2 separate regions of the Homo sapiens genome follow, and region 2 is linked to region 1. Evidence: chromatin contacts called from ENCODE Hi-C or POLR2A ChIA-PET data. All regions are on one chromosome and are shown on one strand. Each heading gives the region's core, a stretch centred on a gene start or an enhancer-like site at or near the end of the contact. The rest is flanking DNA. Distances are from core to core; before and after follow the strand shown. Region 1 holds the start of RCOR3 (REST corepressor 3). Region 2 holds the start of LPGAT1 (lysophosphatidylglycerol acyltransferase 1).

Region 1 (5,454 bases), core at 2,172-4,671:
TTTAAGTGATTATTCTCAAAATTTTGAAATTTGTTCCAGTGTTTATCCTGAAACAAAAAAGATGCTTTCCAATGATCAGATCAATGCTTTCCAATGTAATGCTATGGCATGTACAAGTTTGTTCCAGCATTAAGTCTGGCTCTTAAACACAAGACCCCTAATCGAACTGTATATAGTTGTCTATGAAATAAATATTGACTCAGAAATCTACCCACTGGGGCAAAAATATAGGTATGTTTATTAACTTAAAAAATAATTGTAGCTGCTGAGGTATAATTTGGAAATAACTATCACTACCAAAAAAAACCACACAGACTCCCAATGAAAGCTCCAAATCAGAAAGGTGTGAATATATCCAGAATAATTCTTCATAATTACAAATTTTAATGTTTATAGAATAATTGCCATATGCCCATCATTTAATCCTGGCAAGAATTCCATTAGTTTTTATAGGCTGGGCGCGATGGCTCATACCTGTAATCCCAACACTTTGGGAGGTCGAGGCAGCAGATCACGAGGTCAGGAGTTCGAGAGCAGCCTGGCCAACACAGTGAAACCCCATCTCTACTAAAAATACAAAAATTAGCCAGGCATGGTGGCGTGTGCCTGTAGTCCCAGCTACTCAGGAGGCTGAGGCAGGACAATCGCTTGAACCCGGGAGGCAGAGGTTGCAGTGAGCCGAGATTACGCCACTGCACTCCAGCCTGGGCGACAGAGTAAGACTTCACCTCAAAAAAAAAAAAAAAAAAAAAAGTTTTTATAGCTAGGAATACTGAGGCTCAGGGAAAGCCTGTGGCTTGCTCAGACCACAAAAAGAAGAGTTGGGAGTTAGGAATTGAATTCAGTTTTTTTTTTTTTTTTTTGAGATGGAGTCTCACTCTGTTGCCCAGGCTGGAGTGCAATGGCGTGATCTCGGCTCACTGCAACCTCCGCCTCCCGGGTTCAAGCAATGATTCTCCTGCCTCAGCCTCCCGAGTAGCTGGGTTTACAGGTGCGTGCCACCACGATCGGCTAATTTTTTGTATTTTTAGTAGAGACGGGGTTTCACCGTGTTAGCCAGGATGGTCTTGATCTCCCGACCTCGTGATCCACCCGCCTCAGCCTCCCAAAGTGCTGGGATTACAGGCGTGAGCCACCGCGCCTGGCGTGAATTCAGTCTCTTAAAGCCAAAATGTGCTCTTTCCAAATGTCAAGTAAACCCAAAGGGAGCAGAGTGGTGTGAAAGTGCCATTCACCTACTAGCAACATCAATAAAGAAAATTAGTTTCATAAAACATTTAAAATTATTTGAAGCCCATCAGTATACACACTGATAGTCTTTGAATAAAATGTATTCCCAGCCAGTCATTTAGAAGGCAACCCAAATCTAGTGAACACTCTTGCATCACTGTTTTCACCTATTAAAAATGAGACTGTCCCGACTCATTACTTTTCATCCTCCTCACTTGGGACAGGAGGAAGAGCTGCTATCTGAAATCCAAATGGTTGGTAAATATCATTTTGCATTGTCTTAATGGGGAGAGGAGGAACAAAAAAACACGCCTCTGTATCCTAATAATTAAACATTGTTTCTCTCCAAGAAAATACAAGTAAGCTCTTTAATATCTAACATAGAAATCCAATGTCTGACACAAACGCAATATTATGGGCACTGGGCAAAAATTGACAAACTGTAAGGAGGAAAAAAAAAGGTGGGTCCCTTTCAAAGTCTGTCCAAAGCCTTAACTGAGAAGGGTCTCAGGCAGGGTGGGGAGAAGGAAACGCGCTCCACTCCGAGAGGCTCCAGCAAGGGCGCCTCCATATGCGGAACTCTCGCCCAATCCCTGCACAGGCTGAAATCTCGTGACCGCCGGGGAGCCTGTTTGGAGAAAAGTAGACAGGGAGCCCGCAAGCTGGGTTGGCAGAGGACGCTGGAACCTGGCTGGTCGGGGAGAAAATGTCTCCTTGGCAGCTGCAGCCACTGTCCTGTGGTCTAACTTCCCAGAGCTGGCTGGCGAGCGAGGTGTGCCTGCCGCTGGCGTCTCCCCACCCCCTTCCCCCACCCCTTTCTCTCCGCGGCTCCTGCACTCCGCAGAGCTGCCGCGACCAAAGCTACACCACCTAGCCAAAAAGAAAGAAAAGAGACAATCCCGGCTGCGCACAGGTCGGCAGGGCTCGCCCTTGGCTTCCCCGGCCGGTGACAGCCGCCCTGGCCTCTGCCACCCGCCCGACAGAGCGCGGCCCTCGGCGCCGGGGCGAGCGAGGTGGCAATTGACATTTGCACGGTTCGTCCATACAGTCCGCACGCCTGCTCCTCCAGCCCGCGGCCTCGGACCCTGGACTCCGCCAAGGGCCGTCTCCCTCTGCTCACCCCGACCCTGCCCCAGGCTCAAGGGCTAGGAAGGCGATGCCCCCAGCGGGCAAGTGGCCTCCGAAGGGAACCATGTTAACCTTGCAGTGCACACATCTGCCCACACGCCCAGTGTCACAGCCCGGCCAAGCCTGACAGCCTCCCCGCCACGGATGCCTGCCCAGCCCAACCCCGCATCCCCTCCCGGCCCCATGCCCGGACTCCTAGCCCGTCCACCCCAAACCAAGCCCAGGAAAGGGGATATGAGATTTTGCTTAAGCAAATATATCTACCTGGATCAAATTCAGGGATCCGAGCTTGGTATTCGGCTCCGACTCTCATCCCAACATCTGCAAAGCAATGCCAAAAAATATATATAAAAAATAAAAAAGAAGAAAAGAAAGAAAAAGGAAGAGACACTTAAAAAATAAAAATCGCTAGATGGAGGAAAGAAGCGGCGGGTGGATGGGAAGATATCAACTCGGGGCACTCCGGGAGATGGCAGCGGATTGGGGGCGGGGAGCGGGGGGGGGCAAAGGCGGAGGATTGGTCGAGGGCGGAGGGACGGGGGGTCGCGGGGGTGCTGCTGCACTGCACCGGGAGTTCGAGGCTACCGCAGCGCCCAGGCTCTGAGGGGAGGGAGGGCGGGAGAGCGGCGAGGGGAGGGGGCTGGGGGAGGGGAAGAGGGAGGGGGGCAGGCGGGCTGGCGGGGAGGAGTTCGAGGCTACCACCGTGCTCGTCGTCGCTGCTGCAGCCGCTCTCGGGCTCTGAGTAGTGCAGCCCGCCGTTGGTGGACGAGGCGCCGCTGCCGCCGCCGCCTGCCGGGCTCTTGGCGCTGCCGTTGGCCGATCGGTTCTTCCCCAGTAACTCGGGCCCTTTCTCCATCATGCCGGGCATGGTAGAACAGGGGAGGGGGAAAGGTGAGGGGAAGAGGCAGGCGTCAGGGTGAAGGCGGAGATGGCTTAGAGCGCGGGCGGGAGGGAAAGGAGGAGGAGGAGGAGACGGCGGCGGCGGCGGAGGAGGAGGAGGCTGTTAATATGGAGCCGCCATAACCGCCCCGCTCCGGCAGTAGCGCAGTCGCCTCACAACAACCCGCCCCGGCCCCGCCTCTCTCCCCTCCTCCCTCCGCCGCCGCCCGCCCCGCGCAGTCCCGGGCGCCCCTCGGCCGCACCGCGCTCTACGCCGCCGCCGGTATCACTCCGCTCCGCAGGGAGGTTCCGGCCGCCTGGGGGGAGGGGAAGGGGGGAGGGGCGGGGAAACCCCGCTCGCAGGCAGCCGGGCCACCCCAACCAAGCGCTAATAAAATCGCCACCGAGGCGTGGCCGCCGCTCGGGCTTTCTTCCTAGGGGGCGCTCCGGAGCGCGGGCGGGAGATGCACACGAGGGAGCGGGACTCTTTGCCCTCTCTGGGCGGAAGGAACGCGGTCACCCTGAGAAAGGACCGGCGCGACCCGACTGGGCGACCGGGGGGAGCGGCCCCCCCCCTCTGCGGACCGGGCTGCAGGCACGGGCCTGAGCGCGGCGTTCCTCAGATGTCTGGACCCGCAGGCCGCTCAGTTTCCCGGTGTCCGCTGGCAGCCTCGAGCTAGGGGCGCGCTCTGGCCCGCGGTGCAGTCGCGCAGTATAGCAGGGCGGCCTTGGGGCTCTGAGGCCCAACCGGCGAAAGAAGTAGACTCGGCCCTAACCATCTCGACGCTACAATTTTTGTTTCTGGATCTCTGAAGTAGGGCCCAGTTCCCGAGAGAGAGTCTGGGGATGACGGGATGAGTTTCCGGGGCTGAGCGATGCAACTGTTTTTTGCTGAAGCCCCTCTCCCCGATCCTAACCCTACTGTCTTATTCTTACCATCTTTCTTTCCTTTTTTTTCTTCTCTGTTTTAATAGCTGGGGAGTGAGTGCTGTGGAGTGAGGGGGAAATAAGATAAACATGAGACCTGGCCCAGTAGACGCGTTTTCAGTTCTTGCTGACCTGCGGTCTCCGCTTGGAGCGCTGGGGGAGAGGGCGGAGTCCCCCGGCAGAGGTGAAGCGAGAGCTGCTTTCTGGCAGCGTTTCCAGCCTGGAAGGAGTTGTGCTCTGTAATGCTTTTCTGAATTGCATTCGGCGAAAGGAGTAGGAAACTGCGTTTATTCCTTCACCAGATTTGAGGGCATCTGCTGCGTGCCAGGCTGCCTGGCATTGGGGGCTGTTTATGATTTTCTTTTCCTCTTTTTCTGATTTCTTCCCCCCCACTGACGAATAAGTAGAAATAAGTGAGGATTTAACTGTGAGCCTCTAGTATGCAGATGTATGCTGAGCGGTATTGGGGTTCAGCAGATACTCTCCAAACACTTGAAAATACTGTCTTGTAATAATTCTATTATGGGTCAATCCAGAGTGGATCAAACCAGAAATGAACGTCTCTGGCCAGAGCAAACCTTACTGAGAGAAATAATATATCTAACTCAGGAATTGAGCCAAGAAAACCCTGGGAAGTAAATATTTCTGAAGTGAAAAGTCTCCTGTGTGTGTACAAAACTATCTGGTTCTAGTAGTAGAGATAGTCTCATCTCTCTATTAAAGCTTAATGTGATTCCATTAAATATTTGAATCATAAAACTGGACCTTTTATTCTGTTCCTTTTCTCAATAAATGCAGTTCTGAATATTATTTTAATTCCCGTATAGTTTTCCTACAAGGAGAGAATGCCCTGGCCAAATGAAATGAATAGCCATTTTCCTTGACAGTCGTTATTTTTCATTACAAATTAATACACTGGTATGTTGGTCTTTATGCAGCAGTTTCTAATGAACATGATTCAGCTTCTTTGGTCCTGTAACACAAAAGCTAGACCCTGTCAAATGCTCCTCACTCTGAGGCCTCTGAGCCAGCCAGCTTTCTAACACCCAATGTTGTGGCACTCCATGCAGTTTCCTGCAGAAGGGAATCTGCATATAGATCAGGAACCAAAACGTTGGAAAGATTTAGGGACCTTTGTAACTTCTGTTTATTAGTAAAACCAGTAAAGTGAGAAGATTCCATTCGAGCACAGCACAAAAGGGCAGACGCAGAGAAGACTGCATTCCACAGTTAGGAGAAGAACCTGGGCGAGGGGAGAGTATGGCATTTTTTAAACAGGAAAGTATAATA
Region 2 (5,156 bases), core at 2,657-5,156, 570 kb before region 1:
ACCTGATAATCTGCCAGCAGAAATACATTAAGGCTTTGGGGGTTTTAGTTTCTGTATAAAATACTAATGCTTTAGGAAGAGAGTTCTCTCTTCCATTTTTTAGCCATAAGCCCCTTGTCATGGATTAGCTGACCACACCAGGAAGGGGAGATAAGGATTGAGCCAAGGAAACATAACATTGGACAGGTGAGAAAGAAGGTTCTAGCTTAGAGTATTATCTGTTTGGGGAGCAGGGGGAGGCCTCATGTGGAGTCTTCAGGGCCCTTTGGAAACTAGGGATAATTTTAGCCTTAAGAAGGGAAAAGAGAAGCTAGCCGAACAGGAGAGGAGCATGGAGGAGACACAATTGTTTACTTTATAGTATTGTTTAGGGTCAATCATGTTAATAAAAAGAATTGCTGAAATGGCTGAGAGTTGCAGTCAAGTCTGGAGGATTTTTTTTTTCTTTGAGACAGAGTCTTGCTCTGTCGCCCAGGCTAAAGTACAGTGGCATGATCTAGGCTTACTGCAACCTCTGTCTCCCAGGTTCAAGCAATTCTCGTGCCTCAACCTCCCGAGTAGCTGGGATTACAGGCGGGTGCCATAACGCTCGGCTAATTTTTGTATTTTTAGTAGAGGCAGGTTTTCGTCATGTTGGCCAGGCTGGTCTCAAACTCCTGACCTCAAGTGATCTGCCTGACTCAGCCTCCCAACGTGTTGGGATTACAGGTGTGAGCCACCACACTCAGCCAAGTGTGGATGATTTGGCTCACCCTATCTGAAAAATTTTAAGGTTATAAGCCCTGGAGCATTTTATATAAAATAATTATTGACATGAATATAGAAGAGAACATCCATATATATTTCCATTTTTTGTTTGAAGTTAAAGCTGACAACAGTCAGAATGCATGACTCTTTTGGGCTGCTGATTTCAAGCCTGCAACTGTTTCCTAGCAATGTAGGGGGCCTGTGCCAAGTCATTGAAGGTTATTGCTGGTAGGGTTTCTCCCTAGACAGGAAATAGTTCACTGGAGCTTTAGTGCAGAAACCAACACAGGTAGGTAAAATGTTTTTATAATTGCCACTAGGAAAAAGAGAGGGCCCAGGGGGTACTCTTCTGCCCAAGGGAACCTCTCCCTGGTTATAACCTAATTTGTTGTGTGTATGTGGACTAGATGGGTGGAATTCAACCTTCTAAGGTATTGTGGTTATATTGCTTTCAAATGACTGGCGATTCCAAGAAATGTAAGAAATCCTCTTTCTTTTTCAAAGGACCATTCTCTTGTGGTTCAAATGTGGGCTTTTGAAACAGAAACAATAATGTCTGTGGCTATAGGGTGGGGTCTGTTCATTTCCCTCTTTTCTCTATTGGAGTGTACATGAAGGTGTTGAAATTGTTGGCTTCATGTTTGTGTTTTGATAAAGATGGCTCTAAGGTAGCAGGATAGGGGACTAGAAGCTAACTAGTCATTGAAGAAGATCCTTGTTTTCCACAGAACAGTCTACCCTGGAGAACTGGCTGTTCCAATCTTCCTGTTACAGTCATTCAGAGCATTCATACATCTCTCTGTCCATGGTGCAATAAAATAGGCTATGGAACAATCTCAGGAGGCTTCCTAAGTGGTTGAAAGGAGGCAGGGCAAAAAAATTGTAGTATAGGCAAGAGGAAGGTAAAACTAACTAAAACGAACTTCGAAATGCAAGAAATAAACACAAGCATCATCTGAAATTGTTCCCTTAAGAAGTCAGCCCTAACAGTTTCTTATCTATTATAGCAGCTGAATTATCTTGAAACTGATATTGTGGTCAGAAAGTTAAGAAGATAACCCCTCTCCTACACTCTTGGCACAAAACCAGGGCATATCTATACCTGGAACATAATGTGTTGTACTGTTGGTTGAGTTTCAAGAAAAGTCCAATGAGGTTGGAAGCAGTTAATATGAGGATATCTGAAAAGATCAAGGAGATTAGGTATTCCCTACTCCTTCCATAAGGAGGTACTGAAATGGCAGAATTCTGCAATGAGAGATGGTGATCAGCAAGCCGAGGGGACAGGCCTCAGAAGAAACCAGACCTCCCCACACTTTGATCTCTGATCTTGGCCTTCAGAACTTCGAGAAAATAAGTTTCTGTTGTTTAAGCCACCCAGTTTGCAGTATTTTGTTATGGCAGCTCTAGCTGACTAACACACATGAGAACACATATGATCAAATGATTTAAAATTATGAAGGGTCTAGAAGAGAATGTGATCATCTCAGAATACCTCTAAGTCAGGGTTTCTTAAAGCAAGGTCTGCATACTACTTGCATCAGAATCACCTATGACGCTTTTTAAAAAGCAGGTTCTCAGGTCCACTGGACCTAGATTATTAAAATGTTCTGGTATGATGCTGAAGAATCTGTCTCTTTGGTAGACACTTCAAGTGTTGTTTTTGTACACTAAAGAGCCAGAGGTCCTGCCCAACCTCTGGCTCTTTTCTGAGCCTGAAAATGAATTCTGGGCCTGGTACTAATTGCATTTCATCAAGTGCTGCTGTGTCTGGTCCTCTGGCAGATGGTCCCTGATCCAGGAATCACGTGTAAATCCCATTGTAGGTTATCTCTCTCCAGGTGTCAGCCAACGTTTACGCAGCATGTGGGAAAGCTGAATTGCATGGACCAGATGGAATCCTTAGAGTTTATTCTTGATTGTGGAAATAAATATGTACCTCACCTATCTTACTGAAGAATATAATGACATATTTTGAATAATAAAGTATATATATTATCTCTCTCATGAGATTTATTTAAAGATCTTACTACCTTGTCAATAAAGAGAGAATGCAAGGAATAGAATGGGGCATATCTTTCCTTCACCTGTGGACCTAAGAGGAACTGAAATTAGAGAAAGTTGAGAGTCCAGAGCAAACGCTGTGATGAACATTTTCAAAATAGGCAGAATAGGTGGCATTCTGATTCAAATATGGCAGTTCCCTAGGGAGTGTGAAATCTGCCCTGCCCCATCCCCTCCATTTACAAATGTGCTTAAGGGACATAAGGTTTTATAAACAGGATTTTTAAAAACTAAAATTTAGGCAGATCATTTAAGAATGCTCAAGGGGGTAGGTCAATGGACTATTTCTCTATTTTCCTTCAGGTGGTCCAGCCTTTGAACCAGAATGCAGCTATAGTATCCCAAGTGACGGGGTCTGTCTAGGAGTTCCCATGGCCACTGTTTTTTGTCTTTTCGGTTTTTCTTTTTATGGCGGGCGGGGGAGGGCGGGCGGGTGAGTACTTACTTAATGCCAGGCACTTGGTTGTTTTTTCCTTCTTGACTAACCAGATTTCAGTTTCTCTGTGTAGACCATTCATTCCCACTGAGTTTCTTGGTGGGGTGGTGGGGGCGGGGGCGATGAATGGGAAAGTGGAATTGCCATTAATGTTCCAGCTGCTTTCCTGAAACAAGACTTTTGACCGTAAAAAGAATGAATTTGAAACTCTAGACAATAATACACTGCAGAGGTTAAGAAGAAAAGCCATGAGTGCAACCGGGTTTCATTAAGAATGAAAAGTGGACATTTAGCCGTCAAGGAGACAGGTTCCTAGTTTGGGCAGAGAAGAGAGCCCTAACAATGAAAGGCGGCCGTGTTGGCTGAAAGGGGGCTCTCAACTGAAACCAAGGCACTCCTGGGGTGTGAGGATGGGTGTTCATTCCTAGATCTTTCCGAGCGGCCCTTTCCCTCAGTATGTTCTGGACTCACTGAGGTCCTGGCCGAGCGTCCAGGTAGCCCCGAGGGCCCCGACTCGCTGGCGCAGGGGTAGGGGGAGCGGGCCAGGCGGGGCAAGCGGGCCAGGCAGCGGCGGCGGCGCTTTCATTAGAGGGCGCTGTGGGAGCGGCTCCGCCGCAGTCCCGACTCCCGCCGCTTCCTCCCGCCGCCCCTCCCCGCCAGTCCGGGCGAACGCGGCCGGGCCCTTGGGGACCGAGTCTCGGCGCCGCCGGGGAACGGGCGCGGGCCGCGCCACAGCCGGAGCGGGGCAGGGCCCCGCCACCGCCTTCTTCCGCCGGCCCCGCCGCCGGCCATGCATTCTTCCGGCTCCTCTGACTCCCAAAGCCCCGGCTGGGGCCCGGCCAGCCCGAGGTAACCTCCGGCTCCGCGGTCGCAGGCCCCAGAGCGGCAGCGGAGCCGGGCCAGGGGAGGCGCTGGGGGCGGGGAAGGGGGTGTCGTCGTCGCGTGGCCCGGGGAGGCGGCAGCGGCCTGAGGGACGAGGGCGCGGTAGGCCCCGGGGAGGAGGCGGGGGCGCGGGGCATCCGCCCGCCTCCCCGGGACCCGCCCGGGTGACAGGTCCGGCCTCTGAGTCCCCGCCGTCCCTCTGTCCGCAGGCAGCCGCGAGGGGAGTAGGGCGCCAGCGCGCCCGCTCGCGCAGCGCCTCGGGCCGCTTGGGCCGCCACCGCGTCCATGACCGCGACCCCTCGGCGGGGGACACCCGCCCCCGCTCTCCGCAGCCGCCCGCCGTCCGCGCCCGCCGAGGTGAGCCCGGCGCGCGGGCCGCGCCCGCCGCCACGACCCTTCCACATCCGCGGAAACCGCTGCAGGCTCCACCGGCTCCCCGCGCTGCGGTCGCCTCTTCTCTGCCCCTTTCATCATCCCCTGCTTCCTTGCCCTCTGGTCGGAAATCTCATTCTCTTCATCCCCAGTTCCTTGGCTTTTACCTCTTTCTGGCTTTTGCTCCCTTCCCCCTACTCCTGTCCTTCCTCTTTTTCGCATTATAACCCCCTACTTTCTTCCTCTCACCTTGTAAGCTTTTTTTCTAGGCCCCCCATTTTTTTTCTTAAAAAAAAAAGGGAAACAAAAACCCTATTGCTACAAATGAGAATTTTGAGGGTAACTCTTCGCTAGAGCCAGAGACCTTTTAAAGGAATGCATCGGTGTGCAGGAATCGTGGTGGTGAGGAGACTGAGGTCCTCAGTATCTGGGAAATCTTATTGAGGGGACCCTGTTTCGGTCATGTCACTTGTGTCTTCAGTTTGGAGATCCTGAGGTTGTCTGAAGCGAGTGGATCTATTTTTCTAAGTCCAATAGACGACCGCAGTGAGACACGGTGCGGGGACGGCCACCGATTACTGAATGGGAATTGTGTTATCATTTGCTAAATATATTGTGACATACTTCGTGCCTCGGTGAACAGCTCCCTTGACCT

The links. A loop is a pair of places that touch in the nucleus more often than their neighbours do. ChIA-PET counts read pairs that join two places held with the same protein, here RNA polymerase II (POLR2A). Pooled maps may share reads with other maps.
Region 2: a loop to region 1 is called in a map of sigmoid colon, with 7 times the contacts of the local background. The contact joins the promoter of LPGAT1 here to the promoter of RCOR3 in region 1. A Hi-C loop is called at or near these places in 2 of 168 maps with a recorded cell type or tissue (naive thymus-derived CD4-positive, alpha-beta T cell and sigmoid colon) and 13 of 50 pooled maps. POLR2A ChIA-PET finds 5 or more read pairs at or near these places in 1 of 52 experiments (OCI-LY7).

The regions. Positions count from the first base shown.
Region 1 is chr1:211,257,333-211,262,786 of GRCh38, reverse strand. It overlaps RCOR3 (REST corepressor 3), which reads right to left and starts at 3,421. Exons shown (of 12, transcript NM_001136223.3): 1 at 3,061-3,421; 2 at 2,623-2,679. The coding sequence starts at 3,226. LOC105372902 (a long non-coding RNA gene) reads left to right here and starts at 3,595. Exons shown (of 2, transcript XR_922552.3): 1 at 3,595-4,051; 2 at 4,212-4,974. RefSeq lists silencers at 2,843-3,142, 3,213-4,002 and enhancers at 2,705-3,204, 3,707-4,208, 4,483-4,602.
Region 2 is chr1:211,829,513-211,834,668 of GRCh38, reverse strand. LPGAT1 (lysophosphatidylglycerol acyltransferase 1) reads left to right here and starts at 3,906. Exons shown (of 8, transcript NM_014873.3): 1 at 3,906-4,096. LPGAT1-AS1 (LPGAT1 antisense RNA 1) reads right to left here and starts at 3,708. Exons shown (of 6, transcript NR_135820.1): 1 at 3,629-3,708; 2 at 3,257-3,413. RefSeq lists a silencer at 3,722-4,481.